2 separate regions of the Homo sapiens genome follow, and region 1 is linked to region 2. The links are chromatin loops, found by intact Hi-C in ENCODE. Cell type or tissue: psoas muscle. All regions are shown on one strand.

The links. A loop is a pair of places that touch in the nucleus more often than their neighbours do. Peaks named below come from ENCODE experiments on the same cell type or tissue, not always from the same donor. Only the 100,000 strongest peaks of a DNase experiment are listed, where the experiment ranks them.
Region 1: it touches region 2 in a loop (2.5-fold over the local background); 2 of 110 quality-filtered maps call a loop at or near these places.

What each region holds. Positions count from the first base shown.
Region 1 is chr16:4,092,862-4,100,861 of GRCh38, reverse strand. All of the region lies in intron 2 of ADCY9 (adenylate cyclase 9), which reads left to right. Among named protein-coding and RNA genes, the nearest start is that of ADCY9, 20 kb to the left of the region's middle. RefSeq lists a silencer at 6,420-6,714. In psoas muscle, no CTCF peak of the experiment used is centred here; a DNase peak (open chromatin) is centred at 7,171; H3K4me3 peaks cover 3,245 bases; H3K27ac peaks cover 6,239 bases.
Region 2 is chr16:3,978,486-3,986,485 of GRCh38, reverse strand. It overlaps ADCY9 (adenylate cyclase 9), which reads left to right. Exons shown (of 11, transcript NM_001116.4): 7 at 3,046-3,254; 8 at 7,211-7,370. Among named protein-coding and RNA genes, the nearest start is that of TRIDDENT, 32 kb to the right of the region's middle. RefSeq lists enhancers at 3,515-4,037, 4,038-4,561. In psoas muscle, a CTCF peak has its summit at 3,300 (motif pointing left); a DNase peak (open chromatin) is centred at 3,285; H3K27ac peaks cover 582 bases.

The DNA.
Region 1 (8,000 bases), 110 kb before region 2:
GAAATCCTAGGATCCTGGGAGCCGTGTGTGTTTAGATGCTTTTATTTGCTTGGTTCTTTCCCTTTCTATACCATTTACAGACTGAGTTTGTTTTTTTCTTTTCTTTTTTTTTTTTTTTGAGACAAGAGTCTCACTCCTTTGCCCAGGTTGGAGTGCAGTGGCATAATCTCGGCTCACTGTAGCTTCCACCTGTATCAGACCATTCTAACACTGCTATAAAGTTGCTACCTGAGGCCAGGTGCATGGCTCACGCCTGTAATCCCAGCACTTTCGGAGGCTGAGGCGGGCGGATCACTTGAGCTCAGGAGTTCGAGACCAGCCTGTCCGACATGGCAAAACCCCGTGTCTACTAAAAATACAAAAAATTAGCCAGGCGTGGTGGCATACGCCTCTAATTTCAGCTACTTGGGAGGCTGAGGCAGGAGAATCGCTGGAACCTAGAAGGTGGAGGTTGCAGTGAGCCCAGATCGCGCCACTGTACTCCAGCCTGGGCAACAGAGTGAGACCCCATCTCAGAAACAAACAAACAAAAAAGATGCTACCTGAGACTGAGTAATTTATAAAGAAAGCAGGTTTAATTGGCACAGTTCTGCATGGCTGGGGAGGCGTCAGGAAACTTACAATCATGGCAGAAGATGAAGGAGAAACAAGGCGCATCTTAAATGGTGTCAGGAGAGAGAGAGAGTGAGAGAGAGAGCATGCGAAGGGGGAACTGCCACTTTTAAACCATCAGGTCTCGTGAGAACTCCCTCACTCTCACGAGAACAGCATGGGGGAAACCACCCCCATGATCTAGTCCCCTCCCACCAGGTCCCTCCCTCGACACATGGGGATTACAATTCAAGATGAGATTTGGGTGGGGACACAGAGCTAAACTATATCAACCTCCCAGGGTCAAGTGCTCCTCGTACCTCAGCCTCCCTGTGACTGCACATGTGCACCACCACGCCCAGCTGATTTTTTCAAATTTTTGAGAGAGACAGGGTCTTGCCATGTTGCCTAGGCTGGTCTCAAACTCCTGGGCTCAAGCCATCCTCCTGCCTTGGCCTCCCGAAGTGTTGGGATTACAGGCGTGAGCCAAGGCACCCAGCTGAGATGGTTTCTTAACGTCCTCCAAAGGTGATTTTTTTCAAGAATCAATATAAACTCTTGGATTTTAGCTTATTTGATGTATTTCATTCCATTACAGATACATGATTTTTGATGCTCAGATTGTCCCATTTGGGGCCCATGGGAGCCCCTTTAAGTTGGCTGCTGAGTCCTCTTCATGCAACCCCAGTGGTCTTTGATAACTTTCATACCCTTTTAGTAACCTTTTTAAAGAGTTGAGAAATTATAGGTATTAAAATCTCATTAATTCTGTTTGTCTGATATGTTTATTCAGAGAGACTGAGCTAAAGTTTACCCTCATCTTTTTTGAAAAGAAAATGAATAGTATATGCATGTTTCTATGAGGAAATAATGCCACCCAAGAAACGGTTTGTGCATCTTCGAGTTCCTTGGAAGCTTTAATTTGCATTCCTACAATTGAGAGCAATGTAGAATTTCTTTCTGTATCTTCCCACTAATGCCTGTTGAGGGGCAGGTGTCTGTGAATGTAGGTAAATCGTGATAAAAAAACAATAAAAAGGCCGGGCGTGGTGGTTCACGTCTGTAATCCCAGCACTTTGGGAAGCTGAGGCGGGTGGATCACTTGAGGTCAGGAGTTTGAGACCAGCCTGGCCAACATGGGGAAACCCTGTCTGTACTGGAAATACAAAAATTAGCCGGGTGTCGTGGCGCACACCTGTAATCCCAGCTACTCGGGAAACTGAGGCAGGAGAATTGTTTCAACCTGGGAGGCAGAGGTTGCAGTGAGCTGAGATCACACCACTGCACTCCAGCCTGGGTGACACGGTGAGAACTCTGTCTCCAAAAACAAAACAAAGCAAAACAAAACAAAACCAAAACAATAAAAAAAAATCCCAAACCAAAATGTAGATGACCTGTTTGCAGACTGAGGAGTCCTGCAGCAAACTCCATCCCCCAGGACAGCTGCGGAATGTTCTAGAAGGCCCAACTCTAGGAAATCCCTTAGTAGGAGCCTTGCTCTCAACAGTGCCTCCTGGAACGATGGGCCGGCCACTCTCTTTTCCATCTTGCATCATATGTATTTGACTTATTTTGTTTATAATCTGTTTCCACGCCACTGGAATGTATCTTAAGAGCAGGAATTTTCCATGTTTTACTTCCTGCTGTGTTCCTAGTGCTGGGAATATAGCCAGGCATATAATACATGCCTGATAATATTGGCTGAATGAATGAATGAATAAATGAATGAATATTACAGGCCAGACACAGTGGCTCATGCCTGTAATCCCAGCACTTTGGAAGGCCGAGGCGGGCGGATCACCTGAGGTCGGGAGTTTGAGACCAACCTGGCCAACATGGTGAAACCCCATCTCTACTAAAAATACAAAAATTAGCCGGGCTTGGTGGCGTGCACCTGTAGTCCCAGCTACTCGGGAAATTGAGACAGGAGAATCACTTGAACCCGGGAGGCAGAGGTTGCTGAGATTGCACCACTACATTCCAGCCTGGGTGACAGAGTGAGATTCTGTCTCAAAAAAAAAAACCAAAAACAAAAACAAAACAAAACAAAAAATCCCAAACCAAAACGTAGATGACATGTTTGCAGACTGAGGAGTCCTCCCCCAGCCCAGCAAACCCCATCCCTCAGGACCGCTGTGGAACATTCCAGAAGGCCCAACTCCAGGAATTCCCTTAGTAGGAGCCTTGCTTTCAACAGTGCCTCCTGGAGCTATGGGCCAGCCACTCTCTTTTCCAGCTTGCATCATATGTATTTGACTTAATTTTGTTTATAATCTGTTTCCACGCCACTGGAATGCATCTTAAGAGCAGGAATTTTCCATGTTTTACTTCCTGCTGTGTTCCTAGCGCTGGGAATATAGCCAGGCATATAATATATGTGTGATAATATTTGCTGATAAATGAATGAATAAATAAGTAAATATAAGCCTGGTATGGTGGCTCATGCCTGTAATCCCAGCACTTTGGGAGGCCAAGGCAGGCAGATCAGCTGAGGTCAGGAGTTCAAGAACAGCCTGGCCAACGTGGAGAAATGCCATCTCTATTAAAAATACAAAAATCAGCTGGGCATGGTGGTGGGCACCTGTAATCCCAGCTACTCGGGAAGCTGAGGCAGGAGAATCTCTTGAACCCAGGAGATGGAGGTTGCTGAGATTGCGCCCCTGCACTCCAGCCTGGATGACAGAGCAAGACTCTGTCTTAAAAAAAAAAAAAAAAAATATATATATATATATATATATATATGTACATATGTATTTATACATATATATAGTGTGTGTGTGTGTATATATATATATATATATATATATATATATATATGTAACTCCACATGTGAGTACCCTGTTATGTGTGAAACCACACCCCAAACATCTACACAGAACAAGCCTCCAGGTAGAGGAAAGGCAGTAACCGCTTTGCTGGAATGACTGAGTGGTTCATTAAATAGAGGCTCCGGAGGGTCTTGATAGGCTCTAGCAAAGGTGGTGGCCGAGAGGGCTGACCAGCGCATGGTGCCTGGGAATGTGAATGGGCCCAGGGGCGCCAGAGTGTGGACAGCTTGGGACTGTGGGCTCCGAGGTGCTGCGCTGAGGGCGTGGGGCGCAGGGCAGAAACACAGAGGACTGAGTGCTTAGGGGAGGCCCAGGAAATGTGGGGTTGAACGGCCTAGTTCTGGCAATTGTTTTTAAGCTTTGTAAGATGGAGATTTCAAGAAGTATATTTATCTTAATAATATTGTAGCTCCTGGTAATTCTTATTTGATTACCATTTATACACATGGAAAACCAGCATGCCTGTTTCTGGCAAAGCTCCAGGGTAGTCTTTGTGCATAATTTCCAGGATTTTTATGTAATGCTATTAAAATCTGTTCTTTTTTTTTTCCCCCTTCCAAAGCGGGGAAAAAGCAGCTTTTGAATCATTTATTTTCGTGTTTGAGTTGTTTGGGAAATATTAACTACATTTTCTAACACTCTAGCCTGGAGAAAGGAAGAAACCCCACATGCGTGTGATTTATTTCCTTGTGTATGGATATTAAATGCAATATACCATTAAGGCTATGACACTTTAAGTGAAAGTGTTTATTGCATGTTGATTCAGTTAGTTCGTACCCTATTGTGTTACTATTTAAAGTGTGGATTGCATCGCATTCTGGAACTTCATAAATGAGTTCTTTTTCCCATAAGGAAAGGCCACTGCTTCTGATGTTCATTAATGTGATTTTTGTGTGTGTGAATGAGCTGCCTAAAAACTGGGTGTGGTGAGGGTGGTTTCTGAAAGGGAAGCACTTTTATAGCATGATCTTATTTGAAAATTTAATTTGTTTTTGTAAATTAGCTTTTGGTCTTAATACATTTCCTCCACTAACAAGCACTTTTGGGCAAATAATTTAATCTCTCTGGTTCTGCTTTTTTCATATTGGTAAAATATAAAGTTTGAGATAGATATGCTTAAAATCTCCACCATTGTCTAAGTATAGCTGAGATTCTCACGTGATTGGGACATAGTGCTCATTCTTAATTTGAAAAGTGTTTTTTTCTTTGTCCTCTTGTTTCAACTACGAACTCTCATTTAGACACATTTAGCATAGGGAAGCTCCGATTTATAGAGCCACTAAATTGCAGGGCGTGTGTGAGATTTGTAACTTCATAAAAGATTCTTTACTTCCTTTAAATATAAATACGTAAGATTGAGTTCTAGAAGTATAATTTACACATGGTTTCCTGAGGATCACGTTTCCTGAATAAAGCAGGGTATCGTTAGAGGAACCCCATTTGATTTTTTTTTTTTTTTTTTTTTTGAGATAGAGTCTTGCTCTGTCACCCAGGGTAGAGTGCAGTGGCGTGATCTCAGCTCACTGCAAACTCCGCCTCCTGGGTTCAAGTGAGTCTTGTGCCTCAGCCTCTCGAGTAGCTGGGACTATAGTCATGCAACATCATGCCCGTCTAATTTTTGTGTATTTTGTAGAGATGGGGTTTCATCATGTTGCCCAGGCTGGTCTTGAACTCCTGAGCTCAAGCAATCCAGCTGCCTTGGCCTCCTAAAGTGCTGTGATTACAGGCGTGACCCATGGTGCCTGGTCTGGGAATCCTGTTTGATTTTGAAAGTCTGAGAAACACTTTTGAAATGGCTTGGAGAAAATGTGAAGTGAATAATTATTATTTTTTTAATGTGCTTCAGTTCCCATGTGAACATTATTTTAGAGAGAGATTGGAAGGTTAGTTGCCAGTAAAATGAATTTCACTGTGTTGGCAAGTTTTTCACTCGTAGGACTGAGTGAATCCTGGACTGACAGTGTTCTTACCGATGATTCTGTTGAGGAAGGACTTGCTTGCTCTTGTTGCTCTTGACGGTGAGCTTCTGGATCTACTGGCCCTATATTGAGTGTGCAAGGGGACGTGTTAGTCCTCTAGTTGTCCCCCACATTAATGCATCTGGAAAGTGTCTACCTTAGATGTTGTAATTAGAAATTAGAGGGCTGGGCGCGGTGGCTCACGCCTGTAATCGCAGCACTTTGGGAGGCTGAGGCATGTGGATCACCTGAGATCAGGAGTTCGAGATCAGCCTGGCCAACGTCCGAAACCCTGTCTCTACTAAAAATACAAAAATTAGCCGGGCATGGTGGTGCGCACCTGTAATCCCAGTTACTCAGAGGCTGAGACAGGAGAATCGCTTGAACCTGGTAAGTAGAGGTTGCAGTGAGCTGAGATTGCGCCATTGCACTCCAGCCTAGGTGACAGAGACTGTCTCAAAAAAAAAAAAAAAAAAATTAAATGTCATCAACATTGAAAGGAAACTCTTGGATTTTGTCAAAGATTTATAAAAAGTTTTGAATGATTTTATTTTTTTCATTCAGAAGCATAATTTCCCTCTTAAAATCCCTGATGTGGATCATTTGGTTCCCTGTCATTTCCATTTTCTTTGTTCAGAGTGTCTCTTCTGGATCTCCTGAGTTTCTGTGTGTGTTTTCTTCCTTTTTGCTCAAATGATGAGCACACATGAAAGCTTTTCCTCCTTTGCCTGGGTGAGGCGGTGTTCCAGGTGTGATCTGCAGTGCCTGATTATTATATTGTATTAATCTCCTCAATTTTATTTTCTGGCTTGTCTGCATTTTTCCTTTTCTTTCTTCTCCCTTTTTTTTTTCTTATTAGAGATGGGGGTCTTGCTGTGTTGCGGGGCCTCGAGCGATCGTCCCACTTTGGCCTCCCAAAGTGCTAGGATTACGGGCGTGAGCCACAGCGCCTGGCCTCCTTTTCTTTATAGTAATTTGAATGTGGTGATTTTAATCCTCCATGGTTTTCTTATCCTTCCTCAACAAACAGCAAAGAGGCTGCTGGAAAGCCACATGACATTTGCTGTGATTTGCACGGCTGATGGGAAAACACTACTTGGTTCTGAAGGACAGGGTTGTCATTGGATACCTTTGCCCTCTGACCCGAGTGAGAATCTCACCTGGACAAAGACCCGAGTTGTGAAATCACACAGAGAAAGTGTGATTCCGAACCTGCTGCTGTCCTGTGCTTCCTGAGGACAAGTGAGTGACTGACTCCGTGTGCCAGGAACTGCAGGAGGTTAAAAACTTTCAGAACTACCATGCAAATAAGAAATTTCAAAGGACTTTTCTCTAACACACATTTCATAGTGAACGTCTCAGCTGGATTAACATAATTAACGCTGTGTTCTTTCTGGCTCCTGAAAGAAATTGTGATTAGGAACACTTTCAGGGCTGATGAGTCTAAGGTATCAACTTTGTCCCTTCTGCCACTTGAAGTTCAAATGGAAATGTTTGCTTTCATAGCTCCAGTCATGATGTTACTGTATTTAGTAGCTATTAAGTTTCCAATTCCATAGACTCCTGGGAGAAGTTCCAGTTCGCACTAAGGCTTCTGTTGCATTTAGCACCACTGCCTATGGTGTGTGGAGCTTTCCTGAACAAGTAATAGCAGCAAGGTTCTTAGCTTAGTAATAATTTTAAGCTATTCTTTGATTTTTTAAACAATTAATTAATTAATTATTTTGAGACAGCGTCTGGCTCTGTCGCCCAGGCTGGAGTGCAGTGACGTGATCTCAGCTCATTGCAGCCTCCGCCTCCTGGGCTCAAGTGATATTCTCCAGCTTCAGCCTCCTGAGTAGCTGGGACTGCAGGCGCATGCCAACACGACTGACTAATTTTTGTATTTTTTGTAGAGACAAAAATACTTTTTTTATGTAGAGACAAAAAAAAAGTTGAATGATAAAATCTTTTATTACTTAATAATATACTTTGATTGAGATTTAGCCATTTCATTTTCACTAGTGTCCAGACGTTTTCCTGAAAGGCGTGATTCCATGAGATTTAATACTGAATTATAATTTGATGTAAATGTTTTATATAATCAGTTGTTTGTTTTTAAACAGTAGCCTCTTTTCTAGGCCTGCTCTAGGTTGATTAAATATTAAGTTTTCTGATCAGCCAGATCCTTAATAGAGAGCTTCGGGGACAGCAAATGGTTGAATATGAAACCAACCTCATTTGCCATGTTGTTAGATATAAATGTCAGTGATAGCACTTTCTGGATGGTTGAGTTTTCTGAAGAGCAGAGGATTTTCTCTTTTAATCAATCAGATAATTTTCTGTTTTAACCAATTCAAACATTTGATTTTATGTTTCTGAAATAGATAAAGCACTTTCATAAAAATGGACTGTGCCAAATAAGAGGTAATTTTCTTGATGACTCAGTTATTTTTGCCTCTTGTTATTTGGCTTTTACTAATATAGCAATTTCTCTATAAAAATAGGAATCTTTGCTTTTTTAAAAAAACTGAGATCATTCTGTTTTTCCAGTTCTTACATTTTAAAAAATAATTTTTTTGGCTTCTTTTGCTATCCATGTATGTAGCTGTTGGTGTGCTTTCCTGTATCACATTTGCTCCTG
Region 2 (8,000 bases):
AAGAGTGAAACTCCGTCTCAAAAAAAGAAAAAAAACAAACATGTATCAGCTGAGTTTCGGAGGGTGATAAGAGTGTGGACAAGACAGGAGGCCACATGACAGGTGGGAGGCTGTTACCGAAACTCAGGGCAGGTGGCCACAGGGTCCCGGTGGGGAGGAAAGGAGAGATGCCAGGACAAGGGAGCCTCCCAGCTGGCCCGCGTTTGGGGACTCATTGTGCTGGGGGCTCCACGTGGGTGCGTTCTTAGCCGAGCATCCCACCGCCCACAAGGTGCAAGTACTGGTTTATCCCTGGTTTTGGATAAAGAGACTGAGGCATGGACGCGTGGGTATCATAGCTAATCATGGTGGAGTGGCCTTGAGCCCAGACAGCCCGGCTGCAGAGCCTGTGCTCTGATGATGGTGGGACGGCCGCACCCGGAGGCCCTGGGATGTGGGTAGTGAGCAGGGCGGAGCCTGGCCCACGGTGCCCTGGCAGCCAGTGGCACTGTCCCTGGGTTTCGCCCATGGGGAGAGAGGGCGAAAGAGTGTCATGATGTGGGGGAGCGTCGTTCTCAGTGGGACTGGGACAGGTGGCACTCCCGGGATGCACAGGGGTGGGGCAGATGGGCCTGGGAGCCTCTGGCATCAGGGCCAGGGGTGGCCCAGAGGGGGAGGCTGTGGCAGGGACAGGTGTCTCTGGCAAGTAGCAGGGCAGGCAGGAGAGACTGCAAGGGAGGTGGAGGGAGGAGCGGGGCCTCTGGCAGCGTCCATGGATGGGGCAGTTCTACAGAGGAGATGGCAGCCCCAATCAGGAAAGGCCCTGTACCCGAGCCCTTGGCTTGGAAGGTGGGAGGTGTGGGCTCTCAGAAGGACGGCAGCCCACGTGGAAACCTTCCGGCCTCACATGTGGGCAAGGCAGTGATGTCTCAGGGACATCACATGCATGCACCCGGCCCTGACTCGAACCCCTGACGGGCACTAGATGGAGCCCCACAGAAAGGGGACGTGCGTGGGCCTCTGCCAAGGTGAGTGGGCATGGGCAGTGTCGCCCCTGAAATTCCTACACCTGGCCGGGTACAGTGGCTCAGGCCTGTAATCCCAGCACTTTGGGAGGCCGAGGCAGGCAGATCACGAGGTCGAGATAGAGACCATCCTAGCCAACTTGGTGAAATCCCATCTCTACTAATCATACAAAAATTAGCTGGGCGTGGTGGCGGGTGCCTGTCCTCCCAGCTACTCCAGAGGCTGAGGCAGGAGAATTGCTTGAACCTGGGAGGCGGAGGTTGCAGTGAGCCAAGATCGCGCCACTGCACTCCAGCCTGGCGACAGCCAGATCCCATCTCAAAAAAAAAAAAAAAAAAAAGGAAAAGAAAAGAAAAATGAAAAAAAAGAAATTCCCACACCTTCTGAGGGGATTCCAGGGCTGGGACCTGACTTGCCCTTTTGGGCACTACAGAGCCTCCAGCTTCCTTGGAGAGAATTTGGAACCAAACCCTAACCCCCAGGTTGCCCTGGCAGGGTCCAGCCTGGCATCAGGGCTGACTGGCAGCCTTGCTCCCACCGTCCAAGTGCCCCTCCTGCCCTCCCACCTAGTTCCTGGGAGTGGTCGAGGCACCCGGAGCTGGTTTGTCCCAAAGAACGCACACCGCACCCAGGGCTGCCAGGAGACCTTTCCGCTCCGTGCGTCTCCAGCTCCTGCCCTCAGCCCCGAGCCTGGCCGGGATGCTGAGTGGACACCCATGGCCTCTCAGGGGTTGCCAGAAGGTTGCAAGGCCAAATGGAAAGCAGCTGAACTGGCTACATCCCTTCCTCTCCCAACCACAGCCTCTGCCTTTGGATCCTACACCTTCCTCTAGGTTAGGGACACACTCAGGAGTCAACCGGTCCATGCCAAGTCCTGGCCTGGCTCCTTGTTCGCTGTGTGCCCTAGGGGTAGCCCCTGGCCTTGGCCTCCCAATCTGTACACCGAGATGGGTGGTAGTTCCTGCCTGTGGGGTGCCGTGAGCGTCAATGGAGATCGCACCTCCCCAGAGCCTTGCAGGGCCTGGGCCTGGTCACCTCTTGGACGTGTCAGCATCGTTATTTCTCCCCCTCAATTGCCGAACACTAGTGTGTGCCTCTCTAGTGTACTGGCCCCCAGCACAGAGCCAGGCCCCGTAGGTTCCCAGGCGATGATGTGCCACTTAAATCCCCGTCGGCCACTTCCGCCACGAAGCCCCGCTTTCGCACCTGCTGAACCTAGGACTCCGCCATGCAGCAGGACCGCCCTGCACATTGCTCTCGTCCAACTGCCTTACAGATGCAGGGACCTCACCTGCGCCAGTCAGTAACTCATCTTGCAGCTAAATATATAATGTGTCTATGAGAATGTGCTGGGTCATAATCAGTTGCTCTGTGACCCTGGCAGGGTTTTTTTTGTGTTTTTTTGTTTTCGGAAACGGTATAATTCTGCAGTGGTGTGATCATAGTTCACTGCGGCTTCAAACTCCTGGGCTCAAGCAATCCTCCCACCTCAGATCCCAAGTACCTGGGACTACAGGCACAAACCACTATGCCCAGCTAATTATTTTATTTTTTGGTAGACGGGGTCTCGCTATGTTGCCCAGGCTGGAGTGCAGTGGCATGATTATAGCTCACTGCGGCCTGAAACTCCTGGGCTCACACAATCCTCCTGCGTCATCCTCCTGAGTAGCTGGGACCACACTCACGCACTGCCATGCCTGGCTAATTTTAAAGTTTTTTGTAGAGATGGAGTCTCACTGTGTTACGCTGGCCGGGAACTCCTGGGCTCCAGCGACCCTCCTACGTCAGCCTCCCAAAGTGTCGGGATTACAGGCGTGAGCCACCGTGCCCAGCCCCCTGGGCAAGTTTAACTTCTCTGTGCCTTGGACTCCCCAGTGTTAAATGGGGTAGTAGAGGGAGACAGCCCTCCGAGAGCCTTCCTGCCCTGTGCCTGGCCCAGAGCAGCAGTGCTCCGCACGTGTTGCCTGTTTCTCCATCTGAACTGCGCTCCTGGCCGCCCATGGCCTCCCAGTCATTCTGCTCCACTCCTGCTCCACACAGGTCATAAAGAACTCCCCCGTGAAGACGTTTGCTAGTCCCACCTTCAGCTCCCTCCTGGATGTGTTTCTGTCGACCACAGTGTTTCTGACGCTGTCCACCACCTGCTTCCTGAAGTACGAGGCGGCCACCGTGCCTCCCCCGCCCGCCGCCCTGGCGGTCTTCAGTGCAGCCCTGCTGCTGGAGGTGCTGTCCCTCGCGGTGTCCATCAGGTAAGCGCCGCGTGGACTGGGTCTCCAGCTCTGAGCCGTTAGCTCCCTCTTCTGGCTCCATGGCTTATGGCTGAGCGGTTGGACTGGTCCCCAGCCAGCTGTCCCTGCTGGCTGATTTCTGGAGATGGGTCCCCGTGTCCTCCCCGAGCCCTGTGCCCCAGCATCCTCCCTCCCTGACGTTGGCCCAGATGCGGGGGGACCACCTCGCTGGAGGGGGCGGTGCCTCCACAGCCCCAACCGCTGCCAGCTTGTCCCCAGATTTCCAGGTTCAGAGACTGCAAAGGAGAAGGTGAGAAGATAGGAAACAATCTGGAGGAAGGAAAGGAAAAGACATGAGCGGGGGTAGTGGGCCTGGGACAGCAGGCGCCTCTTCAGAGTACCGGAGCCAAACAGCATCTCCACGCACTTGCCTCAGGCAGTGGTCTCTTGGATGTGACGCCAACAGAAGAAAGAATAGACAAGCCCAACTTCCTCAGAAGTTAAGCTGTTGCGCTACAAAGAACACCATCAAGAAAGAGAAAGAACCCACAGAACGGGAGGGAACACTTGCAGATCAGGCCTCGGACAAGGTCTAACATCTAGAATGGATAAAGAGCACACATAGCCTGATAATAAAAAGACAGCTCATTTTAAAGGGGACAGAGGCTCCGAATAGACCACAGGTGCGTCTTGGGAAAGCTGGGCCCTCGGGACCAGCCTGGCTCCCTGAGGGGGCTCGCAGCGGCTCTGTATTCCTGAGCAGGAAGGTGGCCCTGTGTGGTCCCCGTCCTGGGCACCACAAGCCCCTTGGGTGGTCCTGTCACCCTCAACAGGATGGCTGCCGGCCTAGCAGAGTCCCACTAGCAACGGTGCCCCGGAGCTGGGCTTCAAACAGACATGGGGAGGCAGCCCTGACCTTGAGCGTCTGCTGCCCTTATCCAACATCCCAGGGCAGAAATGAATGGCTTTGAGTCTGGCGTGAGGCGCCGGAATGCTGGCTTCTCCCATCTGGGGTGGGCAGGCTGGGATTCCTGCCCCCTCCTTCCCACCTGCACTGTACCCAGGACCCTTTCAGCTTCCTCCGAGGCCGCCATGGGCCATGCTGTCTGTGGCGTGTGCTCAGTGTTTCCCAGAACTCCCTGTGGGCTCATGCCCCATCACCCCCAGCGAGCAGCCCTCTTCCTGGCACAGCCTCCCCTCCTGCCTCAGTGCCCTCCTGTGCTTCTGGGGACCCCTCCCAAAGGAGCCGTCGCCTGCAAACCCTTTCAGGGTCCACTTCCCCAGAACCCAAACCAGACATCCTCAGGCCCCTGGTTGGTTTGTTTTTCCTCTTTAAAAAGATCAGCTTTAGGCTGGGCATGGTGGCTCATGCCTGTAATCCCAGCACTTTGGGAGGCCAAGGCAGGTGGATCACCTGAGGCTGGGAGTTCGAGACCAGCCTGGACAGCATGGTGAAACCTCATCTCTACTAAAAAATACCAAAAAAAAAAAAATAGCCATTCTTGGTTGTGGGCACGTGTAACCCCAGCTACTCGGGAGGCTGAGGCAGGAGAATCAACTTGAACCCAGGAGGTGGAGATTGCAGTGAGCTGAGATCGCACCATTGCACTCCATTCTGGGTGACGAGCAAAACTCCATCTCAAAAAAGAAAAAAAAGAAGATCTGCTTTATTGTGACATGATTTATATACAATAAACTCATTCAAGTGGACAACTCAGTGATTTTTAGCAAATTTGAAGAATTGTATGAATATCACCACTATGTAACTATCGGGCACCTCCATCACCCCAAAAAGAAACCCATCCTCATGGGCAGTCACTCCCCCAGGTCTGCCTTCCCTGGTCCACCCCCAGGTTTTCCTCTAATGTGGGTAGCTGTAGCGTCTTGAGGGCTCTGAGGCCAGCATTGTCTCCATTCCTTTTTACTTTCACCCTTTAGCTATTATTCCCTGCTCCTTCAGACCCAATTCTAAAGCATTGAGGGCAACCCCGGTGTAGACTGCCGAGGGCTGGGGTGAGGTGCGCTGGAACTGCCTGCACAGACATACTCCCCAAGGATCTGGTGAAGGTGGTGGCTGCTGCACCCCTGAACAGGCCTGTGGTGGGATTTGGTTCCATTTACCAGGAATCGTCAAGCCTGGGAGAGGCCCAGACCCTGAAAGGCTTCCCTGGCCCCTCTGAGGGCCGTGTTGAGGACCCCAGGTTGACGGGAACCTGCGCTGTGGGGTATACGGGCACCCCATCCCTTTCCTGTACAGGAGGAAAGCCAGGCGCCTCCTCAGTGACTGGCCCAGGCCCCGCCCGTTGCCTCCAGGAGGCTTCCTGCATCACCCTCTCTGCTCTGCCCCAGCAGGCGTGAGGTCTCATTTTCAGATCCCTGCAGTCTCAGGGACCAGCATGAAGGCCCCCTCCAACCTCACATCTTTCCCGCTGCTGACTGGGAACTTGGTTCCCTCTGTCCCCCCTCCTAGGGCCTCTGTATTCTGCATATTTGTGGTTATTCTTGGAAGTATTCCAAAGTCTTCATTATCCTTTAAATATCAGGAAGCCAGGGCTGTCCAGGACCCTAAAAGGGTGAGGCTGTGCCTGCGTCCATGTGGGGAATGGCTGGAGAGTGAGCGTTCCCTCGCCTGGCCACACCACGCAGCCAAGAGGGAGAGGCATGGTAGGTGTTCAGGCCCGAAGGCTGGGGGCGGGGGGCTCTGTGCCAGAGGCTTTTTTGCTGTTCAGTCACAACAGCGGCCCCCGCCCAGCCTCTCCTGAGGCAGGGACAGCAGGCCTATCCCCAGCTCCCTGGCAGCAAGCTTGAGAGAAGGACTGTCTCCCCACGAGGACCCCACACCTTCTCTTCACCTCCCCATGTGGCCCCACCATGGCCCAGGGGTCCTTGGACTCAGCCAAGACCTGTTCCTCCTCCTCACAGTGGTTCTTGGCCCGCACACTCAGCTGCTTCTTTATACAGAAACTTTTATTGTGTCAACATCACACTCCTGAAACGAAGCCCGCTAGACACACGCCTGCAAAAGGAGTCAGTGAATACAGTCGCTCTGCTTAGAAGGACAAAGTCTTTTAAAATGAAATACGTGGTGCTGGACCTCACGTACAACAGAGCCCCGCTGTCTGGAGAGTCCTGAAGCCGCCAGCTAGAGGTGAACATGCACGATGAACATGACAGCCCAGATGCAGACGGCACGCGTGTGCGGGTTTGGTGGTCTAAGCGCCACGAGCCAGGTTCAGCCTGTGGTGTGATTTTCTGAAACACTGATGATGATGCCCCAAACAGCAGAGACCACTGTCACTCAGTTTCCACAGGAGCTGCGCTCCAAGAAAATCCAGGGTGTGTCAGCACCACCACAGAGCACCCTGTTTGTAGCTGGGACACAGCCTCTGGGCTAAGATGCTGTCAGCAGCCTTCTGCCTTTGCAGGTGCCCAGGGGCTTGGCTGCTGTGTGGGGTGCAGGGCAGAACCTCCCTGGGTGGCACCTGCCCACATGCAGGACAGCTCTGTCCCTGGCGCCTGCCCACCAGATGCCAGGACCGCCTCTTCTGCTGCGACAACTGCACGGGCTCCACAGAATTCCAGGACGCCTCCAAAGCTGCCCCCGTCAAGACCTCCTGCCTCAGAAGCTGATGGGAGCCGGTGACGGCAACGTGGTGGCCCCCAGGAGACTCTCCTCAGGGCCTGTGATACTCTCACGTGTTCTGTTAGGCGAGCGAAGCATGTGCTTTTCACAAGCATATTTTATCACAACGCAACATGTGACCCTAGAATCAGGTACAATGAGCTAAGCCTGGCTTCCTTGCCTTCTACCAAAAGTGAGGGAGGTAGACTCCCACCCCACGCCTGCTCTCACGCCCATCCCAGGGGCAACACGGGAGAGAGCAGAGGGCGGCGCTGGCTGCGGCCTCGCACCTGTCTCCTGGCCGATGACCCACCCCGGGCCCCGTCGCTCCTGCTAACCCCCATGCCTCTCGCAGGATGGTGTTCTTCCTGGAGGACGTCATGGCCTGCACCAAGCGCCTGCTGGAGTGGATCGCCGGCTGGCTACCACGTCACTGCATCGGGGCCATCCTGGTGTCGCTTCCCGCACTGGCCGTCTACTCCCATGTCACCTCCGAATATGAGACCAACATACACGTAAGTAAAGGCTCAGCCGTTTTATTTCCACGCTCTCCTGGACTCCCTAATCTCTCTTTTCTTTAAATCACTTGGGATAGCAATTTAAAAATAAACCCTTTGGCCAGGCATGGTGGCTCACGCCTGTAATCCCAGCACTGTGGGAGGTGGAGGTGGGCAGATCACAAGGTCAAGAGATCGAGACCATCCTGGCCAACATGGTGAAACCCCGTCTCTACTAAAAATACAATTAGCTGGTCATGGTGGCAGGCGCCTTTAATCCCAGCTACTTGGGAGGCTGAGGCAGGAGAATCGCTTGAACCTGGGAGGCAGAGGTTGCAGTGAGCTGAGGTTGCACCACCACACTGCAGCCTGGGTGATGGAGCGAGACTGCGTCACAAAATAAAATAAAATAAATAAAATAAAATAAACCCTTGAAGAGGCACGAACTCTTTTACTCTCCTGAGCCAGCTTTTTTAGAAGCCGACTTAGCATTGGCCTGCCCAGATGCTCACGCCCGGGCAGTGGCCGGGCTGGGGAGTCCCCGGTGGGCACGAGTCCCTGCCAGTGTGGCTTCTTCTTCATCAAGTTCCAAATCAGTTATTTTCCTTCACATTTTACAAAGAAGCGTCTGTCCCACCTTTCCTAACC